Linked DNA regions of Mus musculus: region 2 is linked to region 1. The links are chromatin loops, found by intact Hi-C in ENCODE. Cell type or tissue: left cerebral cortex. All regions are shown on one strand. Links, peaks and the distances in the headings refer to the core of each region. The heading gives the core; the rest is flanking DNA.

Region 1 (15,809 bases), core at 4,204-12,203:
TCCCAGTACTCAGAACACGGAGGAAGGCAGCTCTCTGAGAATTCAAGGGCAGCTGGCTCCATCTACAGAGCAAATTCCAAGCTAGTCTACCCAGAGCTACACAGTGAGATCTTTTCTCAAAACAAAAGGAATGAAGAAGGAAGGGATGAAGGAAGGAAGGAAGGAAGGAAGGAAGGAAGGAAGGAAGGAAGGAAGGAAGGAAGGAAGGACGGACTGATTCATTCATTCCATGGTTCTTACTGAACGTGTAGGAAATACCTGCATGTACTTTCTCTCCATTACCCCCTTAATTAACTTTTATCATGTAAGGCTGGTTCCCCCAAAATATTGAAACAGAAAATACATGGGAAGCTTTTTTTATTTGTTTTGGAGACTATTTGTTTACTTTACCATCCTATGACCACCGTGTGCCCTGTGTATATATGCCTGGTGCCCACAGAGTTCAGAAGAGGGCATCGGACCCCCTGGAACTGGAATGTCAGATAGTTGTGAGCCTCCATGTGGATGCTGAGAACTGGACCTGAACCCAGGTCCTCTGCAAGAACAGCAGATGCTCTAAACCATTAAGCCATCTCTCCAAACTTACCCCACCCCCACCCAAACCCTTTTAAAGACATTTACTTGTTTGCTTTTATTTTCTTTCTTTCCTTTTATCCTTTCTTTTTCTTAGAAAAAGGCTCACTATGTATGTTTGGCTAGAATAGAACTCACCCTGTTACCCAGACTAGCTTTGAACTCATGAGCAATCTTCCTTATCTCAACTTCTCAAGAGTTAAGATTGTTTTTAAAATTGACACAGAGTCTCATATAATCCAGGCAGGACTTGATCTCACTAGGAGACTAAGGATGGCCTTGAATTCCTGGTCTTCTTACCAAATATTGAGATTATACATGTTGGCTACTTGGTCAAGATCTTGAAATATATTTTAAAATTTGTTTTTAAATTTACTTTTATCATTTTAATTATGTATATGTGTGTGTGCCTGCATACTCCTGAGGTGGGTGTCTAAGGAGGCCGACAATGCCAAGTACCCCTAGAACTTGAGTCACAACCACTTGTGGGCTGCTTGATGTGGGTGCTAGGAGCTGAACTTGAGTTTTCTTTATTTTCTCCTATGAATATGAGGGGTTTGCCTAAATGTATGTCTGTGCACCCTGTGCGTGTCTGGTGCCAGCAGAGACCAAAAGAGAGTGTCAGATCCCCTGGAACCCTGGGTGAGGACGGTTGTGAGCTGCCATGTGGACTCAGGGAATGGACCCAGGTCTTCTCAAGAGCCGTCAAGGCTCTTCAGAACTTCTGAGCTGCCTCTTCATCCCTCAGTCTTTGTTGTTGTTGTTGTTGTTTTGTTTTGTTTTGTTTTGAAGAACTACAACTGTTCTTAACCACTGAGCCACCGCTCCAGTTTCTTTGAGTATATTTTTAAATAAAGCATTTAAAATACCACATTTTTCCACCAGTGGGGATTAACTAAAGCAACAAAGCATCCTAAAGAATGTATTATATTGTGGTTCCATTTTCTATTTCGTCCCTCGGGGTGTCCAGGCACTGCTGTATACCAGGTAGGGAGGATGGAGCCAGAATGGGTGGGACTGGGGGAGAAATAGTCTTCCCTGAAGATTTCAGTGTGACAGATTTTCAGTGTTATAGCTTCTTTAGAAAACAGCTCTCTTAGACAATAGTCAACGAAACAGCTTGTGTTCATACACTTACTCGGGGTGAAACTCTGCCTGCTCTGCCGTGGTTGCCTTTCCCTGGAGCTCAGCTGAATTGACTTGACGTGGAAAACAGTGGACAATCTTAGCTTAGAATCAACACAATCGTTGGGTGTGGAATCTAGCATCCTAAATTCACCAAGTATTCTATGTTAGAAATCTTCAGGTGGCAGATCCTGGTGGATTCTGCTACCTGAACTAATAGCCTCCCACCCTCACCTTACATCTTGGTTGCCTTGTTCCTGCAGCTGAAAAGGAAGTCTCCTCCTCCTGCCTTCCCATTTCCTCTCTTGGATCTGGAAGGCCCAGCGATTGGCTTCTTGTCGTCTTTATTATTTAATCAATTAGGAGGAAATTCCTCTACACCTACCCTAGCAACAGTCAGTTCTGCCTCGGTCTGGCCTCTCCAGGCCTTCTGCGCAGCCTTTACACTAAGATCACCTCTCAATGTCTTACCCATAATTCTTTTCACTCATTTCCTGAGAGAAGCATCATCCTTTCTCTTTCAGGGTTGGCCTCTGCAAAGAATAGCTTCCTAAGACAACTGACTGAGAGCAACGTTCTTAGGCTTTACGTTCTAGAAAAAGTTTGATTCTGCCCTTACGCTTGGTAGTTTGGGAGAAGCACTCTTCTATGTTGGTACCCACTTCCCTTTGGAATGCCGAAGTCATTTTTGTATTGTCTTCTAACTTCCAAGTTCTGTGATGATACTACCCAGGTTTTAATGCTTCATGTGAGACCTGTTTCTCTCTGAAAGGGTTTTAATGTTCATCTCTTTTCTGAACATTATGTTTCTTGGTATAGGAATATTTCCAACTAGTGTGCTCACAATTTGTGTGCCTTCAGCCTAGAGATTCATGTTCCTCACCCACTACACTCTTGATACGCTGAGATAATTCATTAGAGCTCATTACAGCTAGGATCTTGAATGTCCCCCCAGAGACCTGTGTGTTGAAGGATTGGTCCTCAGCCTATGGTGCTATTGGGAAGTGGAATCTCTAGGGGTAGGGCCCTAGTCGAAAGAAGGCAGATTATGGGGGCAAGCTCTTAAGGTGGTAATGTCCCCCCCCCCTCCGGCTTCTGCTGACATGTATTCTTGCTCTGATGCTTTGTGCCACCATAGGTGACCAGGGACTGAAACCATGAGCCAAATGAACCTTTCTTCTGTACAGGAGTGTTTTCTCTGAGCATGTTTTGTCACCATGACAAGAGTTAACACAAAGGAGCTCCTGCTGCTGTTTCCATGCCTTACAATTCCTTTTGTTACTATTCAGCCTTCAGTGACCCAGCTGGGCATGGTAGAGTATACCTATAATGACAGCAGTTGGGAGGCTGAGGCAGGAGGATCATGAGTTTGAGGCCAGCTTGGACTATATAGTGAATTCTAGGCCAGCTGGGGCTTCATAAAGAGACCTGTCTTTTAAAAAATGAGAAGAGAGAGAGAGAGAGACAGAGACACAGACACAGACACAGACAGATGGACTCTGATTATAGACTTTGTATAAAAAGTATGAATTGTTAACCTAGTGGGAGCCACAAAAGAATGAATAATTTGACTAGGCTTAGAGAACCAGGACATTGTGACTCAGAGAACTTTATAGTTAAAGAACAGGAGAAGTAAAGGAAATATAGTCAGGTATGGTGGTGTGCCAGAATGCCAGCACTTGGAGGGCTGACACTGGAGGATTAAACATTCCAGGGTCAGCCTGAGCTAGACTGTTTCAAAAACCATAGGTCGGTATAGAGATCTGATAGTAGTGAGATCTCATATCAAACAAGAAAATATTAGCATCAATATTTAAATCAATCACGTTGTACACCTGCACATATTAAGAATAACTGTAACACACTAACTTACTAGTTAAGCTAAGCTCTAGCTGTTCTCTCCTGAATCTCAGTGATAATTACATCATTTTAGATACTGCATTTGTAGCACTGAGTCATCACCAATACTGAAACTTGACTTGGCAGAATGCCGACATGAGCAGTTCCTTCGGGGTCCCTTGAAGGAGGCTTCATTTGGTCTTTAGCTCTATAAGACACTTTGTTGGTCTCTCTTTGGGTTCAGTTGGACTTACGTTGTTGTTTAAGACAGGGTCTCATATACCCAGGCTGGTATTGAACTCATTACGAAGCCAAGGATGACCTAGAACTCGTGATTCTCCTGCTTGCTTTTATCTCCCAAGTGGCTAGGCATGTGCCACAATACCCAGCTCTTGTGGGTTTTTTTTTAAATGATACAACAGAAAATTTATTAATTTACTAGTTTATGTTTTACTTATTGCAATTGGTGGGGGAGGGGTCTTCATGTCATGCTGCAACTGTGTAGGTCAGAGAGCAACTTGGTGGCATGGCTTGTCTCCTACCTTTACATGCTATGCCAGGGATTGAACTCAAGTTGTTAGGGTTGCAGCAGCAGGCAGCAGGTACCTTCGACCACCAAGCCATCTCGCTGGCCCTGGTTTTGTTTTCTGAGTTACTTTTCTCCAAGGTTTAGGTAATGGGGAGAAACGATTGAACTGAATATTCTAATACCAGGAAAATAAAGTTGCTTCATTTTAATTTCTTTCTGTGGCAGGAGAGATTGAGTCCAGGCAACTACTTTACTACTTAAATCAGTGGTTCTCAACCTCCCTAATGCTTCAGTCCCTTAATACAATTCCTCATGTTGTGGTTACCCCAGCCATAAAGTTATTTTTGTTGCTACTTCATAACTGTAATTTTGATAGTTATGAACTGAATGTAAATATGTTTTCCAGTGATCTTTGGTGACCCCTGTGAAAGGGCCATTTGACACGTGTGCACATGCGTGCATACACACACACACACACACACACACCAAAGGGGTTGCTACCCATAGGTTGAATGCCGCTGACTCAAATCCTCAGTCATGGTTTCATACGTTTGAAACAGGTTCTCCTAGAGTACAAGCTGGCTGTAAACTTGCTGCTCGCTCAGACTGACTAAAACCTCTTGACAGAAAGTTCAGGTGTCCAGTAGTTGTTCAGTCCACAAGGCTGGATGTCTCCGTTGGCCCTCAGTGTATGCTGGAATCTTAAGAAGTCGGCTCCAGTGCCAGCGAAGGAATGGACTTGCTAGCAAGGTGAGAGCAAGCAGGCAGAAAGCAGAGGCTTCTCCCTCCTTGGCTACTCTTGGTTGTCAACTTGACTTCATCTGGAAGGAACTAAACTGCAAGACTGGAGGCGCCCCTGTGAGGGATCTAGCCTAGCGTTTCTTCTTGCTCTTCTTCATCAGCTGTGGCTACGTACTCTCCTCACGGGTTGCTGAATCAAATTCAATTCACAGGGCGGAAGACTTGCTTGCTGAGTTTTATTTCCGCTTTTTGGAAATGGTGTCATTCTTTAGCACTGTCTGACTTGGAACCTTATGTGCAGATCGGCTTAGTCTCAAACTTTCAGGGCATCTCCTGGCTTTGCCTCCAAAGGACTACACGAAGTCCCCACAGCTGACTATCAAAGATGGGAATTAAAGGCTTTGTAAGCTCTTTTCCAGTTTTGGATTCCCATTCATCCAACGGACATGATCACCTACCATGAACTGTTACAAACATAAAAATCAGTCAAGTCTACAGAGATAAAGCCCAGCAATTAATCATGATGAAATATATATAAAGTTATCACTCTGTATAGTTAGGTATTACTCTGTATAGTCAGCATGATCAACCTTGCTATCAGTAATTAAATATTTTAGGCACCATTTGCTACTACCTAGCTTAAGAGTTATTGGGAACAGCCCTATAAGACTAAGAGAGAGTAAGGCTGTGGCTTCCTAAAATTGTCAATCAACTGTCATCTAGGGATGATGGCTCGGACCCCTAATGCCAGCATTTGGGAAGTGGAGACAGTAGGATCAAGAGTTCAAGGTCATACGTGGCTATATAGTAAGCTCCAAGCTAGTTAGGCCCTCGAAGAAATAAGATGAAAACAAACCCAATAACGAAGTATGACAGACAACACAGTTGATAACCATCAGAGCTGTGCTTTGTGGTGTTTATTTTTGTTGTTGTTTTGGATCTTTTCAAGACACTATGTAGATCTAGATGTTCCATTCACTGCTGTTCAGACTGGCCTCGAGTTCTCAGAGATGCACTTGCCGCTGTCTCCTGAGTACTGGGATTAAAGTCATGTGCCACCAAGCCATCTGTGCTTCTAAGGGAGGAAGTGCCTATCTCAGCACTGAGGCCAGCCTTTCCAGCATGATGGCTCACACTTTTAAGCCCACCAACAGGAAGGCAAAGGCAGGAAGATCTCCATGAGTTCAAGGCTAGTCTGGTTTCTGGTTTACATTGTGAATTCCAGGCCAGGGAAGACTATATAGCAAGACCCTGTGTAAGATTAAAAACATTTGTTTTTTACTTATTGTTACTAGACATTTTGAGGAGTCACCTTTGGGTGTCACACACTACCAGGGAAATTGAAGCTCTCACTCAGGGTTCTTAGTCTCACTAATAAGGTAGTTTAGAACAGAAGCTCAAGGAGTTTATTAGTTTTGTTTTTTTCCCAAGACTGTAAGGCAGGCATGGTGTAAATCTCAGCAGCTGTCTGGAGAGAAAAGATGGAGAAGAGGGAGAGAAAAACGTCTTTTTGTAAGGGGCCACAAGGAGAAAGGGGTTAGACAGCTTCAGAGGAAAGTGAACAATCCCAGAGTGCCCGGGAAAGCATTCCGGAGTCCAGAATCTGAAAGTAAAAGAGATGAAAAGGAAGTTACCAAAAGGTCATTTTTCTACTCTGGCAAGTGGTGGGTTCCAAACTTTGACTAGGAGATAGCTGTCTCTTGATGAGCCTCAACAGAGTCCCGATCAAGGGAACTGCATGCAACGACTACCACTTCAGAAGTGCTCACCCTGACATCATTTACAAGAAGGGCTGAAATCGCCCGGCTTGGTAGCGCATGCCTTTAATCCCAGCACTTGGGAGGCAGAGGCAGGCGGATTTTTGAGTTTGAGGCCAGCCTGGTCTACAAAGTGAGTTCCAGGACAGCCAGGGCTATACAGAGAAACCCTGTCTCAAAAAAAAAAAAAAAAAAAAAAGGTCTGAACTGAAATCAGGAATGGATATTCCTGACTTTCACCATCATCTGTTCACTATCAAAGAATCAATGTACTGGGAGTGGCTGTGTAGAAAGAAGTAAGATGTCAGGGCTCCCTTCTGGGATCTCTAGCCTGAGAACAAAGACATTCCCTACTGCTGGCCAAAGACAATGGAACTATTCCCTGCCTCTAACCTCCTAGCTCATTCCCATCTTCTGTTCTCCTCACAGTGTGTGTGTGTCTATGTGTGTGTGTGTGTGTGTGTGTGTGTGTAGTGGAAGCAGGTTTGCGGCAGAATGTGTTTGGAAGTCAGAGGGCCACTTTGTGGTTTTGGCTGTCTTTCATTTTTAGGTGGCTTACAGGGATGGGACTCAGGCTGCTAGGCTTATATAGCAAGCATTTTAATTACTCACTGATCCATCTAGATGCCCTGCTCTTTTTATTATGAGGCAGAGTCTCATTAAATTCCCTACACTAGAAATTTCCCATCCTCTACTTCTGCCTCTCCAGGAGCTAGTGTTACAGGTCTTGACCTTGCCATACCTAGACCAGAGTTCAGATTCTTCTGTTAATTTTTTAATGATTTGTGTCTAATTCTTTAGTCTCTTGTATGCCTTACTGTAAAATGATTAAAAAAAAATTATTGGACAATGGTGACATGGGCCTTTAATCCCAGCACTAGGGAGGCAGAGACTGGTGTATCTCTGTGTTCGAGGCCAGCCTGGTCTACAGATCGAGTACAGAGTACAGCCTGGGCTACACAAAGAGTAACGCCATCTCGAAGAAAGAAAAAAGAGGAAACTAAATAAATAAAGCCCCAATCATTAAAGAAGTATGTTTCAAACAAGATGAATTACAGAAATTGGTTCTGAGGTCCTATTTGGTAACTGGTGTCTACAGTTCTTTTCTGTATTAAACTGTGAGTAGAGAATTCTGTTAACCCAGTTAGCTAGCAACTGTAGCAGAGCTGTTTTCTCTGGGTGGGACAAAGGCCAATTGGTTGGCAGCAGCATCAAGTTTCAGGGGCAATGTGAGATCTCAAGAGACTCCCAGAGATCTTTAGCTATAAAGGCAGTAAAAAATTAAAGGCCCATTTTCGGCATTATAGAGTACTTCTGATGAGCTGAAGAATCCTTCAGTAAACCCTTTTTTATTTTCACCACCAGGGTTAATTGGCAGCGTCGGAAAACCGAATGAGAAACCACATAGCCAAATTTCACTGTAGGTTAAATGGAGGCAGATCTTCACCAGTGCTGTAAATCCTTAGTGAAATAAATCCTTAGTGTTCTCCGAAATCTCTTAAAATTTTTATGTAGGGCTGAAATCGAAAACCTACAAAGCAGTCCTTTCTGGAGGTCAGAAGCTTCCTAGTTCCTCCACCGCCTCTCTCCTCCTCCTCCCCTGCCCCACCCCCAGGCTACCCCAAAGGATCGCTGCCAGGGAGGTGAGGCAGAAGTCGAACTTCATTGTTCACGGGACACTCTCGGTAAGAGCCCGTTGGGCGCGCCTGCGCAACGTGCGCTCTTTGTGAAGGGCTGCAGCAGGCTGCTTGTTTGTGTCTTGCCTCGGGGCGCGGAGGCGGGACCGAGGGAGTGGCCTGGCAGGCGCACGCGGATTGGGCCGCCGCAGGGAGGTGGGCGGGCACGGGGCGGGGCCTCGGGTAACAACACTGGCCGCGGTGGCCAGCGCTATTTGTTGCTGCGCCGCCTCGCCCGAGTCATGGTCCTTGCTCCGAACCTTCCAGCAGCAGCCTCCGCCGCCGCCCCGTGACTCCTGCTCCCCGCCTTTCTGCCGAGTCCCCGCGCCATGACCGTCGTCTCCGTCCCACAGCGAGATCTCGCTCTGAGCGGCCGCTTAGCGCCGCTCGGGTTCCTCGGGGCCCTCCCGATGGTGAACCCGGCCCCGCCGCCCTTGCCGCGCCTTCCGGACCCGCGCGCGCTGCCACCCACCCTCTTCCTGCCGCACTTCCTCGGGGGGGACGGGCCGTGCCTGGCGCCCGCGCCTCGCACCACCGCGCCGTCCGGCTGCACCTTGGCCCCGGCGGCTGCCCCGCGGGCGGCGCCCAAGAAGCGGCGGAAGAAAAAGGTGCGGGCCAGCCCGGCCGGGCAGCTGCCCAGCCGCTTCCACCAGTTCCAGCAGCACCGGCCGAGCCTGGAGGGTGGTCGCAGCCCGGCGCCGGGGCCAATCGTCGCGCAGGAGGAGCGAGGTCTGGCGGCCACTGCCCTGCTCCACAGACAGCCCCCACTCGCGAAGGAGGTAGGGCCGGTGGGGGCGGGGCGGCTGTTTACTCGGGAGGGAAGTTTCCGTGACGCTCGCTCGAGTGGTGGGGCGGAAGCGGGAGGGGGGCTGGGCGGCTGCGCTGGCGCCGCCCATTGGCTCCGGAGCCAGCCAATGGGAGCGGCGGCTACGGCCCAGCAACAGCCTGCATTTAGAAGCTTGGCGGCGCTCCAGGGGGTTTCGGCGTTCGGGGCTCAGGGACCTGCGGAGGGCTGACGTCAGCCCGCTACGTGCAGCGCTCTGGGGCGCTCATGAAGGCGGTGCTGGGTGGGGGCGGAGGCGCAGGCGCAGGCGCGGTGCCCAGTGGGGCACCGGGCGGGCGGGACCCACGCACAGCCAGATCCGCTGAGTCGGACTGCTGTTGGGAAGTTGGCAGGAGTCTCCGTCTGATGCCCGACGCGAAGGTGTCCCGGGCCCTGTGCAGGCCGGCACGAGCTTGCCTCGCTGGAGGGGGCTTCTAAGCAGCGCCCTGAATGAGTTTTTAGAAGTTATAAAATGGACTCCTCGGTTAACGGATCTGGATAACTGGGATACAGTTTTGTCGAGGCTAAAGGATTTGAGAGTTGTCTTAGCATGAAAAACAAAAGCCGAAACCACCTTTTTCATACAGCTTGAAGAATTCTTTGTTGGTAGTGACACGAAAAGCAGCCATTGTACTGAAATTGTACTTGATCAAGATGTGCCCATGAAGAGGAATAAGAATTTAGATCCTGAAGTGGTTTTTTGTTTGGTTTGGTTTGGTTTTTAGTTTTTCAGACAGGCACTTGCATTAGCTTAGAACTCACTGTACATTGGAGAAGATTCTATTTTTCAGAGGCAGTTTTGAACGGGAAAGACAGTATGACCTTGTACTTGGGTCTCAGTTTTTGTGTCCTTACTATATCATGCAAGCATCAGAGGGGCAGTGATCTAAGGGTGTTTTCATTTGGTGCACATTTCTGTAGATTATGCTGGGAAAGTTACTACAGTGCAAAAGTTTGTGGCCTGTTAGGATTCGGGCTGTAGCCCCGGCTGGCCTGGAATTTACCTTTCTGCTTCTGCCTTACAGACCTTTTGGCTGAGCTTAGAAGGTCGTCCATGAAGTTGCTGAATCTGAAAGGCAGACGGGAACTTTTTTTCTAACCTATAGAGGACACTTGTTCCTTACTGTTGTTTACAGTTAGAAAAGATGGACATTGAGTTTTTTTTAAGTGATATTTTTCTGAATGTAAGTTTGATATATGCTATAATTAACAGCATCAATTCAATAGCAACATAAGAGGCGTGCACATTTGAACATCCAGTAGTAAGCACATCCCACACATAACGTATTTATTTAAAACCGGATTAAATTCTAGAGGACTTTAAAAGCAAGTTTGTAAAATATATGTAAAGATAACTTTTATCTTGAAAATTGCTCACTTTTGTGTTCCTTTGTAGGTTTTAAAATCAAAGATGGGAAAATCGGAGAAAATTGCCCTTCCCCACAGCCAGCTTGTGCATGGTATACACTTGTGTGAACAACCAAAGATAAACAGACAGAAAAGCAAATACAACTTGCCACTAACCAAGATCACCTCTGCAAAAAGGAATGAAAGTGACTTTTGGCAGGATTCTGCTTCCTCCGATCGAATGCAGAAGCAGGAAAAAAAGTCTTTTAAAAATACTGAGAACATTAAAAGTAACCATTTGAAGAAATCAGCATTTCTAACAGAAGTGAGCCAAAAGGAAAATTACGCCGGAGCAAAGTTCAGTGACCCACCTTCCCCTAGTGTCCTCCCAAAGCCTCCGAGTCACTGGATGGGAAGTACCGCCGAGAACCCCAGCCAGAGCCGGGAGCTGATGGCAGTGCACTTGAAAACGCTCCTCAAGGTGCAGACCTAGGCTTGCGTCTGCAGTGTGTGGTAAACATCGATTTCCCCAGACCTTTGGACTCGAAAGGAAACGGATACAGCAGTGAAAACTTGCCCTGTTGCAGCATCCGACACAATGAGCTTAAGTCACACAAGCAGCTTGTATTATATTTTATATTTTGTAAATACTGTATACCATGTATTATGTGTACATTGTTCATACTTGAGAGGACATTATAGTTTTGTTATGAAAGTATGTATTTTGCCCTGCAGCTGTGGTGGTGTTTTGTATATATACAGTGGAGATAGTCTAAGTGGGTGCTAAGGCACATGGAAGACTGTTTATTTGCACAGGTACCGAAATTTTTTTAAGAACAGCTGTCAAATCTCAAAAGTGAAGATGTAACTGTGAACAATTTCCTTATGTACTACTGAAGGTGAAATTCGGCACAATCACTGTAATCATGGAGTCTGTGTTGCTCTAAATTGACAACTTGACTTTTAATCTGCAATTCCTAGAAAGCTTCCCGTTTTTACCAAACTTCATTTCTGGATATTGGTATATTGCCATTATGGAGATTTAAAACACCTCTAATTTTAAATACCAACAAAATTGGTTGTAATCAAATTTTAAATCAATAATAATAATTTGGCCTCCCCCCTTTTAAGGTAGTCTTGGCTTTTTGTGTGTGCCTGCTGTCTGAATGAGTGTGTAAGCAGGTGACTGTGTCATTGGACTTGGAACATTTGTTGTCTTCGTGTCTTTGACTATGCTAAAATAACAACCTTGCTACAAAATTTAATAACTTAACCTACCTCTGAGAGAAAGAATTTCCCATCTTGGAAATAGAAATGTGAACAAAAGTGAAGCTGGTTGTTATAAATATGAAAATTAATTATGACAGTATCTTGAGCTCACTCAGCTCTGGAGTTGAAATAACCTAGAACTTCTGCTTTCGCTCCAGTGTGGGGGTTACTGGTGTACACCACCACCCCGGGGCATCAGAGGTACTGGGGATCAAACAGGGCTCTGGGCATGCTAGGCAAGCAAGCACTGTGCCAGTAGACTGTATCTCTAGCTCTAGAATACACAATTCCTCATTTTTATTTTGAAGTAATTATTTTGGAGTTTCTCAGGCTGTCCTTCATCTTGTCTCATGATCCAAGCAGGGCTGGAACTTTTAATCTGTTTGACTGAGGAATTGGGATCACAGGCAAACTCTCACCTCACTTAGAATTTCCTTTTGTATGAACTGTTAATGCTTGGCTTCCAGTATGTGCGTGTGAGTGCAATGCTCATGGAGGCTGGAGGGATCAGATCTCTGGAGCTCTAGTTACAGGTCTCTGTGGGCTGGGAACTGAACTCCCAAAGGTATCTTTCCCTTTCATTTTTCAGTGAAAGAAAATACTTTTGTTATAGGAATGGGGAAGCCGCCTCAGAGGGTAAGGAAGCCTGAGCTTGATCCCTGCAACCCATCGTAGAAATAATCAAAAAATGTAATAGTCTGTGTGTGTGAGACTTCCAGGGGAGAAATTTAAGAGCTCTTTCTCTGGGGGCTTTGGTTCTGATACCCAAAGCTAAGGCTTAAAAACATTTTAGCACTCAGTAGATAACACAACTCGGTGGGTAAAGGCAGGTGGCACCAGCTTGAAGTCCTGGAAATGACAAGGTAGACAAGTAGATGCAAGTTGTCCTGGGACCTCTCAGGCACCACCCTCCACTAAAACATTGGAGGGGTTGGGGGAGATGGCTTTGCAAGCATGAGGACCTAAACTTGCATCCCTAGCCACTGAGCCTGTAATCTGGGAGCAGGGAAGGGAAAGACAAAAACATTGCAAGGCTCACTCACCAGCCAGCCAGCCAGCCAGCCAGCCAGCCAGCCAGCCAGCCCAGCCCAGCCCAGCAAGCACTTAAGCCGCAGGTCTTGGATGCTGTGATGAATCAGCAGGTGTAGGAGAGAACCGGAAAGTTTTCTGGCTGTGCACTTGGCTGTGGTATACCACCCACTACATACGCACACACAGTAGTAAAGTAGGGAGCCACAGAGTAAGATACACACATGGGGGAGTCACCACACAATGTTTTGAGTTTAGCTTAGCGATGCATACTTAACCTGTGTCTCAGTACTGGTATAAGTTGGAAACAGTATCAGAAGTTAAAGATTATTCTTGTTTCAAAAAAAGGTCATGGTAGCACTTTTGTGATTCCAGCCCTATCAAAACTCTGAAGACAAAGATAGTGTGATCCCTTTAGAGCTGGTACCTTGTAGGAGACTCTTAGACACCTTTTGCCAACCTCAGGACAGTCTTGGTCCCCCCAGACCACAGTTTGTGGCAGCTCATCTTTAGGAGATTTTCCACTGTCCCAATGCCCTCAGGAGGTACTCCCCTGTCCCAGTGACGCAGTTTTCTCTTAATAATGCTGGCTAATCGCAGCTGATTTATTTAGCTCCAACAGACCAGAGGCCACAGATTCTTAACCCCGAGTGTCACTCAGTGCTTCCATAGAGTCTGTCTCTGGGAAACTTAAGCCTCTCTCGCCTGACTTCCCTCAAAGGTAGGGTGTAGGGCTAGGCATGTTGACCACCACTTTTAATCCCAGTACTAGGAAGACGGAGGCAGGCAAATCTCTGTGGGTTCAGGCTACCCAGGCCCTGTCTGGAAACAAACTCCCAAATTGCTTTTGGTCATGCTTTTTGACACAACAAAGATGAGCCCTAAATTTTAATGCTGAGAAGAAACAAATCCAAGCCTCCATTGCAGTGTTTCTGTCCCCTTAGCACCACGGCCCAGAACAGACCTGGAAAGGGGTAGAAGAACTAAACACCGGCTCAGTGAGAGTGGGGGATCAAGTCCTGATCGTGTGGCTGTGGCCAACTGATAAGATTCCTGCTTCTGGTTGTGCTAGTTCGAAGACAACAACCGTAGCCCTACTCCTGATTGAAAATGCAGTGTTGGTGAGAAGCAGGGTAATTCATGCGAGATTACAGAAAGGGAGGCCAGCTTTGCCAGTGAAGCAGACAGTTAACTTCTGTGGCTGTAATAAATATCACGACCAAAAAATAATTTGGGGCTGGGCTTGATGGCACAAACCTTGACTCTCAGCCATCAGGAGACAGGTGGATCTTGGTGAGTTTTAAGGCCAGCCTGGTCTACCTAGCAAGTTTCAGGCCAGACAGGGATGCATAGAGAGGTGCTGTCTCAAAACAAAACTCAGAGTGACAATCTGTCACTGAGGGGATTCAGGGTAAGCCACCAGAGGCAGGAACTGAGGCAGAGACCCTTTAGGGACACAGCTTCCTGTTTGCTGCCCACGACTTGCTCAGCTCACTCTTACACAACCAAGATCACCTGCCTAGGGCTGATAATTGCCTACAGTGGGCTGGGCCCTCTCCTATCAATCAAGATAATCCTCCCGGACTTGGCCACAGGCCAATCTGATCTGGGCAACCCCTCAGTTGAGACTCTCTCAGTTAACCTCCGGCAGCTGCTATGATGCAGAGCCTGCTCCAACTCAACCTAAAGAGAATCTCGCCCCAAGTGTCCATCGCCAACCTCTGGAAGGCGTAGAGGGGCTTTGGCTGTCTACTTTGTCACGTATCATCATTAATGTCTTCTGCACACAGTCCTCGCACACAAAAAACGTTATTTTTGTTTCGTTTTAAACCACGGTCTCCCACATAACTAGCCCAGGAGTTCAGGGTGAAGCCTGCCTCAGACTCTCAAATGTTGGATTATGGGCACGCATCACCATACCCAGCTCTAAAAGACAAGAATGTGTATGGTACTGAAGTGTGAGTGCTCTGGACTTGGGCATGAAAGCAGGCGTGCTACTATTGAGTGATATACCAACCCCCATTTTGATTTTTCAGTTTGAGACAGGTCTTTCTACCAAGACCAGGCAGCCTTGAGTTTGTGGTCCTCCTGCCTCCCAAGTGTTGGGATTACAACCATGTCCAGCAATAGGCTGTGTGCTGTGAATATAGTTCAGTACTAGAGTTCTTGCCTACTTGCAAACAACAGGCCATAGTTTCAATTTCTCATACCGAAAAACAGAAATTTAAGAACCACTGAATTCTTTGCCAGACCTAGTGGTATGTACTTTCATCTCAATGATTTGAAGCCAACTGGGGCTCCTTGTCCAGACCTGTCTTAAACCCTTCCCTCATATACATGCATACTGTGAATTTTCAATATACATAGTCTATTTCAAATGGGTTTATCAGGTCATACTCCCATCACTAATGAAAAAGTACCTGCAAATGCTACAGGCAGCCCTCCAGAGCTGCTTGTGTGTACACAGGTACTGTGAATTACTGAGATTTCCCCAGGATTGGAATTGGCTAACCTGACTGTCAAAGAATGAGCTGCAGGTGTGTTCTTGGCAGTCTTCTGTTTGGAGAGGAAAGATAACAGGTCAAAAATAGTTTCATCTTCAGATTTTTTTTTGTTGTTGTTGTTTTTAAAAACTCTTAGTTTTTGTGTATGGATTTGATTATATCCAATGTCTGTGTGCCATGTGTATGCCTGTTGCCCACAGAGGCCAGAAAAGGGAGTCAGATCACCCTGGAACTAGAGTTACAGATGTCCGTGAGCTGCCAGGTGGAATTGAATCTGCTCCTCCGGAGCAGCAGCCTTAACCACTGCACCATCTCTCCAGGCCCTGGGGGGTTTTGCTCGGTTGTTTGGTGTGTGTGTGCCTGTGCTCCTGCGTGCATGAGTGTGTGTGTGATGTGTGTTTATATATGCGTGTATATGTGTTTGAGTATGTGTATGCATATGTGTGTCTGTATGTATGTGTGTTTGTGTATATGTGTGTATTTGTGTGTGTCTGTGAGAGTGTGTGAGTGTGTGTGTATATGTGTGTCTGTGAGAGTGTGTGTAAGAGTGTGTGTAGGTGTGTTGGTGAGAGTGTGTATGTCTGTGAGAGTGTGTGT
Region 2 (15,809 bases), core at 4,706-12,705, 61 kb after region 1:
CAAACCAAACCAAATCAAAAATAAGATTCCTAACTCCTATTGCTACATTAATAGAATACACAAGTTAGAAATTTGTTTTGAAAATGCAGACTTAGGGGGACTGGGAAGCAGTTCAGCAGTGTAGTCTGCCTACTGTGTGCATGGCCTCCTCCCTGCCTACTGTGTGAATGGCCTCCTCCCTACTGTGTGAATGGCCTCCCCCTGCCTAATATGTGCATGGTCTCCCCCTATCTACAGTGTGCATGCCCTTCCTTTGATATCAGTAGTGAAGGATTAAAAAAAAATCATTCTCGGGTATAATTTATACCTGTAACCCTTGATATTTAAATATTCTCAGTCATTACTTAAGCTAAGATAGGAACTATTTGGTGTCAGTGTGTATGTGTTTATATGTGTGTGTGTGTGTGTGTGTGTGTGTGTGTGTGTGTGTGTGTGTGTGTGTGTGTATGGTGTGTGCATGTCCCATGTTCCATCCTCTACCGCCCAGCAATCAAGCCCCGGGCGTTAGGCTTGGCAGCATGCTAGCTGCTGAGCTGTCTCACCTGCCCAGTGAGCACTAAATTTGTAGATGTATTTATTCTCCGTGGGCTGCTGTTTGCTGGTTGCTCCTTTGCTTGGAAGCCTCACCAGATGGGACACTCTGGATGGGGAACTCCGCTGGCTGAACTAAAGGGGCTTGCCTCAGTCTGTTACTGCTGGATGCTTGTAAGCCCCCGTTTGATGCTATTACTGTCCTGTTGTTACTTGCTCTTTTACTTGGAAGCCTTTTGGCGGGGACACTCCTCTTCCTAGGACTCTATTGTGTCGGTGGACTTCCTAGCTTTCTGCTAGAATGTTTTAAGTCTCTGATTTGATGATGTTGACCCGACTAGCTCATGGGCCACCTAGCCTAGCAGATGCTGCAGTGAACAGCTGTCTCAATGAAAGTGGAAGATAAGGACAGCTAGTCACCGGAGGTTTCATCTAACCTGCACATGTGTACTGTAGCATGTGCATGCCTGCACTTAGGTGATCTCACATACAAACACACACACACACACACACACACACACGCACACGCACACGCACACGCACACGCACACGCACGCACGCACGCGCACACGCACATGACAAACCAATGCAAGAGTTGCTTAAAGGCCTATATATTGTTTGAGAGCTGTCATCACTGGTCCTTTTTGTGCTGTCTCCAGCCAGGTTTTTATATTGTATCAATGGGATGAGGAGCAGCGGACATTCTCCACTCCCGACCTTTAGGAGAGACAGCTTCTCTGCCACAATCAAGAGTTTATGTGTTGGTCATGGAGGATCAGCATAAAGGAGAGGCCTGTCCCTGGATAGGCCTTTGCTGCCCTCATTTCCAGGAATGGTTGTGGCAGGCAAAGCAGCTAGTCTCACTTGGCAGGAGAAAAGGAAGCCAAAAGGAGCTGGAAGTCACAGAGCCTTGACTAAGGCTTTGAAATAGCTGCCTCCCTTTTGTGGGTCACTGGAGAAAATCTGAACAGAACTTGAAAACAAGTAGTAACAAACTGTGCTGGTTAGTCTTTGGGATTTTGTTTTGTTTTGAATTTTATGTATTCACCATTGCTCTCTTCACCAGAAGAGGGCATCTGATCCCATTACAGATGGGTATGAGCCACCACGTGGTTGCTGGGAACTGAACTCAGGACCTCTGGGAGAACAGTCAGTGCTCTTAACCACTAAGCCATCTCTCCAGCCCTGTGCTGGCTAGTTTTATGTCAACCTGACACAAGCTAGTGTTATCTGAAAGGAGGGGACTTCAGTGAGAAAATGTCTCCATGAGGTCTTCCTGAAGGATGTTTTCTTAATTAGTGATTGACTCCCAGCCCATTGTGGGTGGTGACATCCATCCAGGGCAAGTAGTTCTGAGTTCTAGAAGAAAGCAGGTTGAGCAAGCTATGATGAGCAAGCCAGGAAGCAGCACTCCTCCATGGTCTCTGGATCAGCTTTCCCCTCCAAGCTCCTACCTGGAGTTCTGATTTCATTCTGTTCAGTAATGGATTATGATGTAGAAGTGTAAACCAAATAAGCCCTTTCTTTCTCAACTTGCTTTAGGTCATGGTGTTTTTATCATAGTAATAGTAACCCTAACTAGGACACAGACATCCTGCCCAATATAAACGTAGGTCTGTGAGGTATTTTGTGTTTTCCAGGATTGCTTTCTCAACTTGAGTTTTTCCTTCCTGGTTTCCTTACCCCCTGGATGCTTTGCTTCTCCTCTGGGTATACCATTTTGCATAGTCAGTACAGAAAAATGCACTTCCAGTGTGTCTTCTCATCTCCTCTTAGATGTCCTTATCACCTTCAGCTAACAGCTTATCCTAGCTTCTGTTAAATTGCTTGCCTCTACAAAGCCCTCGCTCCCCCAAAGCTCCCAAGCAAGATGCCAGGATGTAGTTTCTCCCTTCAAACACCTTGTGTTCTGGACACTCAGGGTTATACTTAGTTCTCAGAATACTTGGATGTGGTCCCAGCAGGCTGGAATAAAGCCCCTCAATTGGCCATAAGCTGTCTGAGTGGTCTTCTCTGGTGATCTACCAGTAATCATCAGACCTGGAGATGCAGAATTTGAGTTTGTCCTGATGTGTTTGGTCTTGCTTTGGTGCAGTACTTCCTCATCATGCTCCCTTTCCTCCCTGTTAAAATGGAAGTGTGTATTCTATGCCATTGTAGTGTGGGATCTTTTTGATTTTGGCTTTATAGGGGATTACAATTAAGAGATTGCCATGAGTCTCAGAAAAGACTTCGAACTTTGGACTTTTTCTCTTATTTATTTATTTATTTATTTATTTATTTATTTATTTATTTAACTTTACATCCCACCCGCTGCTCCCCTCCCAGTCTCCCCCTCCCACAGTTCTTCCCCACTCCATCCTCCCCTTCTCCTCTTTGGACTTTTAAACAGTGTTAAGACTGTGGTAAACTGCAGGGACTTTGAACTTGAACTGAATGTGGTTTTGTATTATAAAACGGCTACAACTCTATGGGGATGTGGTAGTGGCATGTGTGGCTTAAATGAGAATGGCTCCCCTAGGCTACTGTTTGAATGTTTGGGCCCCTGGGAAGTCAAACTGATAGGATTAGAAGAATTAGGAGGTGTGGCCTTGTTGGAGGAAGTATGTCACTGGGGGCGGGCTTTGAGATTCCACAAACCCATGCCAGGTCCAGTCTCTTCCAGCCTGTGGATCAGGATGTAGCTGTCTCCAGAACCATGTATCCTACCATGCTCCCTACCATGATGATAATGGACTAAACCTCTAAAACTGTAAGCAAGCCCGCACTTAAATACTTTCTAAGAGTTGCCTTGGTTACAGTGTCTCTTCACAGAATGAGAACAGTGACTAAGACGCGTTTCCACCCCTAATCAAAGTTCACCTTTCTTCCAACCTTTCCCCTTAGGCCTTTCTTCCGATCAGCCCCTTTAGGTCTTTCTTCTGACCTGCCCCCTTAGGTCTTTGCTTTCTGTTACGTGGCCACCAGCTCTTTCAACACCTCAGCCCATGTGAGTTTCTTGCTCGTGTGTTACTGGCTTATTTCAGCTTGCCATTCTGGAGATAGTGACGTGCCCTGAGGGTTGCTTAGGAAGATTTTACAGACAATATTCTGTGCTGACACAGTCTTTCTTTCTCAGCATTCAGGTAGAAGCAGCCTCCAGATGGTGCCATGGGCCTGCTTCCTGCTAGACAGAATTGTCCAGGTTCAAACACTGTAACTGAAGACGGCAGGGAAGAAGGTTCCTATCTACGTTTGGAAGCATTTTATTTCCTATTTTGTTTCGGGTGACATGACTGTATTTTCTCCACGAGTCACATCGTTTTCTCTCCTACATACTGTTCCCCACCAGGATTTCCCGTTGCCTTTACTCTCCCCTCAAATCCTTTCCCCCCACCCCATCCCACTGTTTGTGATTCATGTAGGTCACGTTTTGTTGGTCTGTGTTGGGGATTTCAAAACAGGATTATTTTTATCCTACCCAAAGAATATAAACCATGCTGAAGCCTGTCATTTGTCAAAAGGAGGTCTGAATCTGAAAGCTGAAATAATATGTAGTATGATGTGGGTGGTATTTCAGCTGTTTTCCGAAGTAACTAAACTCCATCCCTTTATTCCAATAAAGTATCCATTTATCAGGAATTTCCTGTTTCAACGTTATTATCCCCAATGAAGGGAACTTGTTTTGTGAGTAGCCTGGGAAGAAAAACGTATTTATGCTTTAAAACTATACATTATGTAGAACTACTTCTATTCGCCTTTAGTTCCTTCCCTCCAAAAGGAAAACAAAACAAAACAAAAAACAAACAAACAAAAAAACAAAACCCAACCAACCCCCTCCACAAAAACCTCACTTAATAGTACATTCTGCATTTTTAACTCCAGCCCCAGGTAAAGGAAGAGAGATTTTTTTTTTTTTAAAGAGACCTGAGTGGTATCATAAACAATGCAGACACTTGTATGTAGAATAGTTAAAAGATACCAAGTTTAAAAAAAAATACTGAGTAGTTTCCTGGCATTCAAGAATGCCACCTCCAACCCAGCTTTAGGAAGATATTCTTGAGCTGGGAAGATGGCTCAAAATGTAAAATCACTGCTCTGCAAGTATAAGTTCAAATCCCCACTGCCCATGTAAAAAGCTGGATGTGGCTGTACAATGCTACCATGAGAGTCAAGAATAATAATTAGCCAAAGGTATTTACTGTCACAGAGGAAGGATTTCTAGTCAGCGTTCTGTGGCTAGGCAGAGACACTGTCTACGCCAGATCTTATAAAAGAGAAGCATTTACTGGGGATGTCTTACAGTTAGTTTCATAGGTTTGATCCATTATCATCACGACAGGGAACATGGAGTCACGTAGGCAGACATGGTGCTAGAGAAGTACCTCAGTGTTTTACATCCAATCCAGAGGCAGCAGGAAGAGAAAGACACTGGGCCTGGCTTGGGCTTTTAACCTACTGCACCCCCCCAGTGACATACTTACTTCCTCCAACAATCTTGCCCAAGCTAGTATCTTGCTGGCAAGAATTCACTCGGACAACCGGATCTTTCTACGGCAAAGCTTTTATTGCTTCAACATAAGGAAGACCCGAACCCGGAAAATGGTGCTGCTTATATAGCCTGCAGCGTGACGTTTCAGCACCTGATGTGGCGTGACAGCACCCGATTAGTTGCTCGCCCATCACCCCATTACTTACGCCCTGAGATGGGCAGTGGCTGGGCGTGAATTTACTCTTGCACTTGCGCATAAGGCTTGTTTACTAGTTAGGCACAGTGGAAGCCAGCGCCATCTTATAATGGTGATTGCTCACGGCATGGCTCTCCACACAACAAGGCCACACCTAATCCCTTTCAAGTAGTATCTCTCCCCAGTGATCATGCATTCAAATATAGGAGTCTACAGGGACCATTCTTATTCAAACCACCACAAGGGATGTTATATCTATGCTGTTAGGTGCTAGAAAATGGAACAAAAAAAAGTATGAAGACTGAAGAGAAGATACAATTTATTAAAGAGATTCAAGAATACAAATCACCATGCACAAGAAATCCATGATGTCAAAAGTAGAAACTGAATACATATATGTCTGGGTGGGCAGACTACGCAGGAGGAACCCAGCCCAGAGTTACCTATCTTTCCACCACATCAGATGACAACAGTATTACTTTGTAACAAGCAACCTAAATAGCAGCTTGTCTCTAAAGTTTATACACAAGCCTGTGTGTAGCTGTCTAATGAGAACAAACAGGATTTCCACTGCTATTGGCAGAGCTCTGCTGTAAAAATTTATTGAAGATGAATGATTGTGTCCATTGTGATATAAATAGATGATTTGTGAATTCAGATGTCACAAGCAATCAAGTGTAGTGGTTAGATGTTGTCTTTTGTGGAAATCTGTGCCCAGTACTTAGTGAGTTGTATAATCTTGGATGCCCATCTGTAATTTGAAGATAATAGTCACACTAAAAACCTCATAGGTTGGGATGAGAAATAGGTATTAACATTTAAAACATCCAGAAAAGCACTTGGTGCAGAGTGAGTGATCTTATTATTTTGACATTATTCTGGCTTTTAGCCAGTTCACTGAGCAAAATAATCTGGAGTCTCATAGATGCTGGAGGACTCCTGTAAAGGAGTTACAAGAGTAAAGTTAAGAAAATGACGGTGGGGCTGGAGGACCAGGGTTCAGTTCCCATTCACCCAGAGGGTGGCTCGCAATCATGTGTAACTCGTTTCAGGCGATCTGACGCCCTCTTCTGACCTCCTCAGGCACCAGACTCGGTGTGCACGCATACATTCAGACAAAACAAACAAAATAACACAAAAAAATGTTAAAAAAAGTTTTAAAAAAGGAAAGTGAGTCCATTCATGAATTTATATCACATTTATTGTGTTTAGGGAAAAGTTTCATTCGGTTAGGGTGTTAACTAAGGACAGTTTTTTTCACGTTAGAGTGTGACCTGGACTCTGGCGTTTTAGGGTATAAACTAGTAAAAATTGATTACAGTCTGCCTTTTTCTTCTCTTCATTCCTTCCACTTCCCTCGAGTTTACTCTGTATAGCCCTGGCTGTCCTGGAACTCACTTTGTAGACCAAGCTGGCCTCGAACTCAGAGATCCACCTGCCTCTGCCTCCCAAATGCTTGGGATTAAAGGCGTGCACTCCTTAAAAAAATCATATATATATATATATATATATATATATATATATATATATATATATATATGGTATCTTATTTGACCTAGTTGTGGCAATTTAAGAGAGGGTAGAATAGGAAGAACACGCAGAAGCTTTTAATACAAGAAAACCTCAGACTACTAATTATTAGGTGTGTATCATCAATAACAATTTTGAACTTGTATCACTCTGGAGGAAAAGGAGAGTATGACTTCTTGAATTTCCTCATCGGGTAACTTTAGACCCGTTATGAACACAAGCTGTGCAAATCATGTTACTTGGGCTTGTCAATCAAAATTTTGGATAAAACTTGTCCTATACAATTCCTCTTCTTAGGAGTTGGCGCCCCAGCTCCAGGCCGAGCCTTGAGGGCGGAGCTACAGGGCAACTCCTGACCTGGGGGGTGGGGGGTTAAGTTAGAGTTAGGGTGGTGCTGTACGGTGGGCGAGCGCGGGGCGCTGGTCGCCGAAGCCGCCGAGGGCGGCCGAGGACTGATTAGGACAGCCGAGCGGTGCGGACTGCCAAGGGCTGCCGAGGCGCCTAGCCTTGCGGAGGGCTGCCAAGGACAGCTAAGCGTTGCCAAGGGCGGCCAAGCGCTGCCAAGGTGCCGCCGAGCGTTGCATAGGACTGGCAAGGACTGCCGAGCGGCGCCGAGCGTTGCCGAAGTCAGATAAGACAGCCGAGCGCCGCCGAGCCTCGCAGAGGGCGGACGAGGAGAGACCGCAGCACGCCCGCGCCATGGGTCCGGTGGTGGAGCGGCCGGCCGAGCCCGGCACGAGCAGCGCCGCCGAGCTGGAGCTGCTGAAACGGCGAGCGGCCGAGCGCATCGACGAGGCGGCCGAGCGCCTGGGCGCGCTGAGCCGCGCCATCTGGAGCGCGCCCGAGCTGGCCTACGAAGAGCACCGCGCGCACGGCGAGCTCACGCGCTTCTTCGAGTGCGAGCCGCCGGCCGCCTCGTGGGCGGTGCAGCCGCACTTCGGGCTCCCCACCGCCTTCCGTGCCGAGTGGGCGCCGCCGGAGTCCGCGGCGGGGCCCCGCGCGCTGCAGGTGGCCTTCCTGTGCGAGTACGACGCGCTGCCAGCCCTGGGCCACGCCTGCGGCCACAACCTCATCGCCGAGGTCGGGGTGGCTGCGGCGCTCGGCCTGCGGGCTGCGCTGGAGAGCATCGCTGCGCCGCCGCCGGTCAAGGTGAGCCACTCCGGGCCAGCGCGGGGCGTGCCGGATCCAGCCCGGAGTGCCAGACCAGTCGGAGTACCAGACCGGTTATTTTTGGTGGCAGACAGCTGCAGTTTGCTCATTGGGTCGTGTGCTATCTGGAGGAAATAAATGGAGACTTAACAAACAAAAGATTTTGATTTGAATAATTGGTATTTGTATAGTAAATTTCAGTGTTTAGAACTACCAGGCTGCCAAACCACTAAAGAGCAGAACTAACGGAGAAGCTAACAAAACATTTACTACGTAGATAGGTTCATATTTAAGTGTACATTTTATTTCATATTAAACAGGCGTCTCGGTTCTTTAAGCAGGAAAATGTCGTGCATGTCTGTCTTGGGCAGGTCCGATCTTGTGTTTACTCTTTAGGATAGTGTATTTAATTCTGTGAGCAAGGTTATATGTCACAACTCAGCTCGGCTCACCCGCCAGTGGCAGTAATGTAATCCTCTGCAACAAACAATTTATCTCTTGTGGCCTCTAGGTTTCTGTGTTGTTTGGGGAGGAGGGCCGTGAGACCCTGGACCGACTTAGGAAAGTTCTCAGCGGTTGGCAATGAGCCCAGTAGATTCAGAGAGGCTTAGCGGCCAGGAGTGGTGGTGCATGCCAGGCGGAGCTCTGTGAGTTCGAGGTCAGCCTAGTCTATCTGAGCTCCAGGACAGTCAGGATTACATAGAGAGACCCTGTCTTACCCCCTCCCTCAAAAAGCAGCTTAACTTAAGGTACATTATAAATTTAAAAATAAATAAAGCCAGACTTTGAGAAGTATACCAACTTCAAATTTCAAGTGGTTGTTCTCAGCAACGTTCCTCTCTTACCAGAAAATGGAATATGAGTGGATTCCCTTTGCTTTCATTGTATTTTTATACCTGACCTTAACAATACTTTAATCTTATGCAGAGGCTGTGCCTTTGCTTTTTAAAAATTGCTTGAAGAAGTTAAGCTTAGGTATCAAAGTAAAAGGTTTATTCTGTCAAGTTCTCTTTTGTTCGATTAGGTGTTTGGTGACCCTTAGGTCTTCCTGGTTGAACTGGTGAAATCGAGTTAGTAAGTTTGTGTAATAGTTGGGGGTTTCTAACCATGGCACTGAGGTTGTTTAAGGCTCGTCAATGAAAGGTTAATGAGTTAAGACTTTTAAGGTGGTTTCTCAGTGAGGAGTCCGTCTCAACCGGAAGGAGAGCTCTGTAGGCTCTGGAGACTTGCTTTGTAACCCGGGACGCCTGTAGCCTGCCTGAAATGATGCAGACTGCAGACTGCTTACTACCTCGCAGGCTTCTTGTGAGGGTAACAGACAGGCCACGTGCAAGATCCTTTTCAGTAAAGCTCATGACTGATTGATTATACCTGTCATACACATACATTAAACAGTCTTAGCCACGAAGAAACTTTAACAGATAAGTCCTAGCAAATGTTAAAGTACATATAATTCTACTTCTTTTGGTCTTTGTTATGACTTGGGTGGAGTATAAAATTGGGGGAATTTTCCTATAGCACTTCTAGCATGCATTTATACCAGATTACTATAACAATACATATTAAATTTTATGATTCTGCACAATATACTTTAATTCATGGTATAAATGTCAGACTATAACTTCTCTTCAGGGGTTAAGGACTTAAGTGTATATCCTGAATACACACGCGCTAAAACCCATGTCATGTTTTCCTGCTAGGAATCTCTTTGCTAACATCTGCATTTCCTTGTAGGTGATTGTCCTGGGAACCCCTGCAGAAGAAGATGGTGGTGGCAAAATTGATCTAATTGAAGCAGGTGCCTTCGAAAACCTTGATGTTGTTTTTATGGCTCATCCCTCTCAGGAGAACGCTGCCTATCTCCCGGATGTGGCCGAGCACGAGTGAGTAGTCACACTGAGGATAATTCCTTAGTGGGCAACAGGCTGCAGAACAATCAAAGCTAGGCCAAAAGTACTTGTCATGCGCGCCTAGCGACCAACCGACCAGAGTTCAACCCTCGGAACCCACATCACATCGGAGAGAATATTTCTTTTGATCTCCACAGGTATCCCATTGCACGCACCACCCCCCAGTCCCCTACCACATACACAGACATAATTAGGAAAAGGGAGGTAAGCCAGACACTAAACCTCTGCATTCATACATTTCAAATGTTAAATGAACTACGCACCTCTAATCTCATTACTCAGGAGGTTAAGGCAGGAAGAGTGTAAGGCCAGTGTAGACTGCACAGAAGACCCTGGGAACTGGGCAGTGCGGATGTGAGGTTTGCTTTACAGCCTCCCTTCTGATCGTGATTTGTTATTATGGTCATAATTGAACTATTAAAGGAGTATCAAACCCTTGTGCTCTCTTTTGAACTTAACCTGGCTCCTGGAGAACAGCTGTGCTTTGATAAGGACTTGTCTTTACAAGGGACAGTTTTGTTAAGACGAGAGGAAAGCCCTTCTTCATGCTGCTTTTAACTTGGTTCTAGGGAGCCAGAGGAGGGTTCTCTTTTGCATCTAGAAGGATGTACCATGCATTGAACTGCTGTGAATTTTTAACCACAAATGACAGTGAGAGTAGGGACAGTTGTGGTATGGTTAATGGTCCTGTCCCCAGGAGCCACTGCTGGGCTGTGTCGGGTAGTTCTGTAGTAGCTGGGAATCTGGGTTGTAATAATAGAACTATCCCTGCAGTGTAGCTGGGCTCAAGAATTTCACTTCTCTGAACCCCACCAGACCTTGTTTTCAAAGGGTAGTCATTTTAATTGTATTTTTCTCCCTTTCTTCCTTCTTCCTTCCATCCAACTATCTATCCATCTGTCTGTCTGTCTGTCTGTCTGTCTGTCTGTCTGTCTACTTTTCCAGACAGGGTTTCTCTGTGTAGCCTTGGCTGTCCTGGAACTCACTCTGTAGACCAGGCTGGCCTCGAACTTACAAAGACCCGCCAATCTTTGTCTCCAGAGTACTGGGGTTAAAAAGTATTGGGATAGCACTGCCCAGCGGTATCTTCATTCATACCAACTTGGAACTGTTACTGTGAGAGTAGAAACGATTCACTTTGTATGGGGAGGGGAGGGAGATATAATTTTATCTCTGTACTTCTGGAAAACATTAGAAGTTACAAATGTCTGCCAGTGCTTCTGGCTGGAAGAGGCCTGCAAACGGTAGGCAGGCTTCCCAGACTATTTGGACTATATTTAGGCCTTGATCTTATGTTTGTCTTGATCTTAAAGTCAACCCAATTGGTTCCACATACTCTACCCCCTCAATTAAGGTCTGGTATATAGCACAGGCTTGCCTGGAACTCCCTGTGTAGTTGAGGTTGTCCTTGAACTGCCTGCCTCTGCTACTGCAGTACTGGGATTGCAGGTGTGTGTATCCATGTCTTGTTTGTGTGGTGCTGGGGAGTTGGATGAGCCTAAGACTGTATGCATGTTAGATAAACACTCTGCCATCTGAACTATGCACCCAGCCCAGCTTGGTTTATTTATTTTGTTTGTTTGTTTGTTTGTTAAACAATCTCATATAGCCCAGGCTAGCCTCAGATCTGCCATGCAGCTGAAGATGATCTAGACCTTCTGATCCTTTTGCCTCCCCAGTGCTGGGATTGCAGGTATACACCACTATGCCTAGTTATACACGGAGTTAGAAATCGAAGCAGGGCTTCGTGTATGCCAGGCAAGCATTCTACCAGATGAACTCTGATGATATCTACACTACACACACACACACACACACACACACACACACACACACACACACACCTTACTATGTAGCCCTGGCCACCCTGGAACTCAATCTGCAGTCTAGGCTGGCCTTGAATTTGTAAAGATCTACCTGGCCCTACCTCCTGAGGGCTGGGATCATCATTAGCATGTATGTGTATGATGAGGGATATCATATGCATCATAACGTGATACACATGTTGGAATCAGAGGACACTGGTGGGATTGGTACCATTATGTGGGCTCCAAGGATCAAGCTTAGGTTTCAGGGTGTGAGACTTGCTTGGCAAATACTTTACCTGCTGAGCTGCCTTAACAGTGCTGCCCCCACCCCCACCCCCGGCTTCTTTAACTTACCAGTTTGTCTTAAAAATAATTATGTATCAGCTAAATAAACTGCTATTTTAAACAAAAACAGGCCTTGTGAAGTTAAAATACTACTATTGACATCAAAGATCCATTAATATTCTTTTTCCTGTTTACTGTTCTTTAACTATGGGTTTAAACTTTGTGTTTTATATAGCCTAAGAATTTGACAACCTTTAACAGTTTTTTTTTTTTTTTTTTTTTTTTTTTTTTTTGGTTTTTTGAGACAGGGTTTCTCTGTGTAGCCCTGGCTTCCTGGAACTCACTTTGTAGACCAGGCTGGCCTCGAACTCAGAAATCCTCCTGTTAATCGTGTGTGTGTGTGTGTGTGTGTGTGTGTGTGTGTACATGTACAAGTGTGTTCCATAATACTCACTATGGTAGCCAGAGAACATCTCGTAGGGGTCGATGTCTCCTTCTACCTCATGAGTCCCAAGGATCAAACTCAGGTTTTCATGCTAAGCGCCAAGTATCTACCTGCTAAGCCATCTTGTTAGCCCTTGATAACTATTTATGTAGTAGAATAATAATTCATAAAGTTTAAAAATATTACTGATAATAACCTTTTTGTAACATTAAGAAAATTTTGGTCAGAAATAGCTGACAGTGTCAGGATACCATATAAAGTTGTGTTAATTGGATTTTTCGTCCTAATGTATTTTAATTGTTTTCTCTTTCCTTGACCTTCAGACAGGGTCTCAATATATAATCCTAACCAGCCTGGAGTTTCCTATAATTAGCCTTGAGCGCAGAGATCTGCTTGCCTCTGCTTTCTGAGTGCAGGGATTAAACGAGTGAGCCAGCACTCTCAGCTGGCCTTTTAAAGACAGGGTTACCAGAGTTGTTCTTGCAGCTTTTGACACAGGACTGTCACACACAATACTGTCTAAAGGGTATAGGCATGTTTGTGATTCCAACACCTAATACAGTGTTGTGTATTTGCACAACACTGAGCTAAGTTGTTGAGCCATCTCCTTTATCTCTGTGTTTGGATTTTCCTTTCTTTCTTTCATTTTTTTCTGTCTCTCTAGAAATGGAAGACAGAGCCTTCCACATGGTAAACAGACACTCCCTGGGAACTACATTCTCGTTCCCACATCCCTATGCTTTCGCTACAGATGCTTTTCAAATACACAGTCCAACATGGGGGCTGACAGATGGCTCTGTAGGTAAGAACTGGCACTGCACTTCCATAGAACTTGTTTGGTTCCCACACACGTCTGGTGGCTCACAACGTCCTGTAGCTCCAGCTTCATGGTTCTGATTCACTCTTCTGGACTCTTCAGGCGTTACACTCATGTGTACAAACTCTCTCTCTCTCTCTCTCTCTCTCTCTCTCACACACACACACACACACACACACACACTTGTACACACACGGACTTACACACACACACATACACATGTGCACACGGACTTACACACACACATATACACATGTGCACACATACATACACACATGCATGCACACGCACATGTGGGTATGCCCCCATACCCCTTCCCAGCTCTGCATTTACAGGAACATACTCACACATAAACACATAAGCACATACACAGCTAACTGGATTTTCTTATTTTGCTGATACTGGAGAAAGTAATTTGCAGTGGTTTCTTTTGTTTTATTTCCTAGTGTGACTGTGAAGTACTACGGAAAAGCGTCTCACGCTGCCGCTTACCCTTGGGAGGGTGTGAACGCCTTGGACGCTGCAGTTCTTGCCTATACCAACCTCTCTGTGTTAAGACAGCAGATGAAACCAACCTGGAGAGTTCATGGTATGCACACCAAATATTTGTAGAGTAAGTAGTGCTCAGTATGTTTCAGTGCAGTAAAATCACTTAACACTAGATTTAAAAAAAAAAAAAAATTGGGGATTGGAAGCTAGGTGGTGGTGTCTCAAATCTTCATTTCCAGCACTTGGGAGCAGAGGCAGATGGATCCCTGAGTTCGAGGCCAGCCTGGTAACAGAGTGAGTTCCAGGACAGCCAGGGCTACACAGAGAAACCCTATCTTGAAAAACCAAACAACTAAAGCAAAACACCACATCCTCAGAAGGGATAGGAGTGGAACTTTTAATTAGATGACTGGGGATTCAGTTTTTCTTTCTTCTTCCTCCTCCTCTTCCTCCCTTCTTCATTCTCTTTTGTATGTTTAAGATGAGGTCTTTTGTAACCCAGGCTGTGTAGCTAAGGACTGCCTTGAATTCATGATCTTCCTGTCTCCTGCTCGTAAATGCTGAGATTACAGAGTTGTGCAACTGGCTGGGATTAGAGTCTCTATATCTCTTTTAGCTATTAATAGGAACAAATATACCCTCATTTTGTGTGGTCCCAAACAAATGTGTGTTTTGATTTTTATAACACTTAGGTGTCTTTGTTCTGCTTTTGTTTCTAGACATGATTATAGCCAAAGGTCTGAGAAGTGATTGTACCAGTCTCTAATTGGTATGAAAGTTAGTTCTCCACTGCCAAGTGTCATTTAAAAGGTTCATAGGGTTTTTCAAATATGGGGGTAGTTACAGAGCCTCATGCTATTCTAAAAGATTGGGCCAAACAGTTTTTAAATTGTACAGCTGTAATAAAGCCCACAGAGACGAATTTCCTCCGGAAAGTTTAAAGTGCTGTTTGTTTCTTGTTATATAATTCTGTATTTCTTTATAATTTAGATTCTCTTCCTTTTTCTTTCCAGTTCTGGGAATTACACCCAGAATCTTACACATGCGCAGCGAGTGTTCTTTCTGTTGTTGAACTTCATCCTCAACACAAGCTGCACCTCCTTAACATTAAATGGCTTCCTTGGAATAAAATACACGGAGGCAGTTTTCCCTTACTAGCTGGGAAATAGGACCTCTCGGAGACAGTGTTGTGCAGCATGTCAAAATCCGTGTATCAGTGAAGCTAAGCAGGAAATTATTTCCCCTTTTATACAGCCTGCAAAACTTTCTGTAAAGAAATCATCAAATTTAAGTTCAGCAGTTTGGTTCTTTTTGCAGGTATAATAAAAAACGGTGGTGTGAAGCCCAATATCATCCCCTCTTACTCTGAACTCGTCTATTACTTCCGTGCGCCCTCCATGAAGGAGCTTCAAGTTCTGACCAAAAAGGCAGAAGATTGCTTCAGAGCTGCGGCTTTGGCTACGGGCTGCACAGTAAGAGCTTTTCAGAACTAATTATGATCTCAGTTATGTGTGGGCTGTGGCTGTTCATGTTGCTGCATTAAAGATACCTTGGCTCTTTTTTCTTGTGCTGATTTTTAGTTTGTGCTGGTGGTGGTGCCAGAAACCTGTCTCTGCCTTGCCCTCACTGGTGATGTCTTGAATCTGCAGAAGGAGTTGGTTAAATAGTTGATGTGACATCCTTTAATGAGTGTTGAAAGTGAAAGCCTTTAATTCTGACATATTTCCTCGGTGTTTACAATAAAGACTACTGTAGGTCACCTTCTCAGACAGCAGTGGGAGTGCTTAGCATAACACCATCCTAGGATCCCTGCCTTTTTAAAACATCACTTTGTGTACTTCCTACAAAGGGCATTTTGTGACAGTATCTGCATATGCCACTGGCAAGGGTGTGATATAAATGTGTGTATGGCTTGCTGTGATGGAAGTCAAGACAGACTGAGAGCAAAGGAGAGTTTGTTGTGAAGTCAGAAACATTTCAGTATTAGCTGTGGGATGAGGTTCATAGTTACATAAAGTTCAAATACTGTTGAGTCTGGTTGGGGAGACAAGATCTTAGATGTTGCTTTTAGAGAGACAAGATGTGCGTCTCTTGGCCACTAGAAACATAGTATCTCTGTGGCTCTGTTTCTCAGTGGAAAAATAGGGACAATGATGTCATTTCTCCAGGTTTCTTGTG

The links. A loop is a pair of places that touch in the nucleus more often than their neighbours do. Peaks named below come from ENCODE experiments on the same cell type or tissue, not always from the same donor. Only the 100,000 strongest peaks of a DNase experiment are listed, where the experiment ranks them.
Region 2: a loop joins it to region 1, with 6 times the contacts of the local background. A loop is called at or near these places in 8 of 42 quality-filtered maps.

The regions. Positions count from the first base shown.
Region 1 is chr4:33,241,158-33,256,966 of GRCm38, reverse strand. Pnrc1 (proline-rich nuclear receptor coactivator 1) reads left to right here and starts at 8,180. Exons shown (of 2, transcript NM_001033225.2): 1 at 8,180-9,019; 2 at 10,460-11,544. The coding sequence starts at 8,570. The coding sequence ends at 10,903. In left cerebral cortex, for the core only: a CTCF peak has its summit at 7,925; DNase peaks (open chromatin) are centred at 8,349, 9,206 and 9,989; H3K4me3 peaks cover 3,168 bases; H3K27ac peaks cover 2,211 bases.
Region 2 is chr4:33,180,999-33,196,807 of GRCm38, reverse strand. Pm20d2 (peptidase M20 domain containing 2) reads left to right here and starts at 7,071. Exons shown (of 7, transcript NM_001034867.2): 1 at 7,071-7,877; 2 at 9,612-9,760; 3 at 13,589-13,731; 4 at 14,949-15,103. The coding sequence starts at 7,428. In left cerebral cortex, for the core only: CTCF peaks have their summits at 7,833 and 8,492; DNase peaks (open chromatin) are centred at 7,400 and 8,423; H3K4me3 peaks cover 1,311 bases; H3K27ac peaks cover 1,094 bases.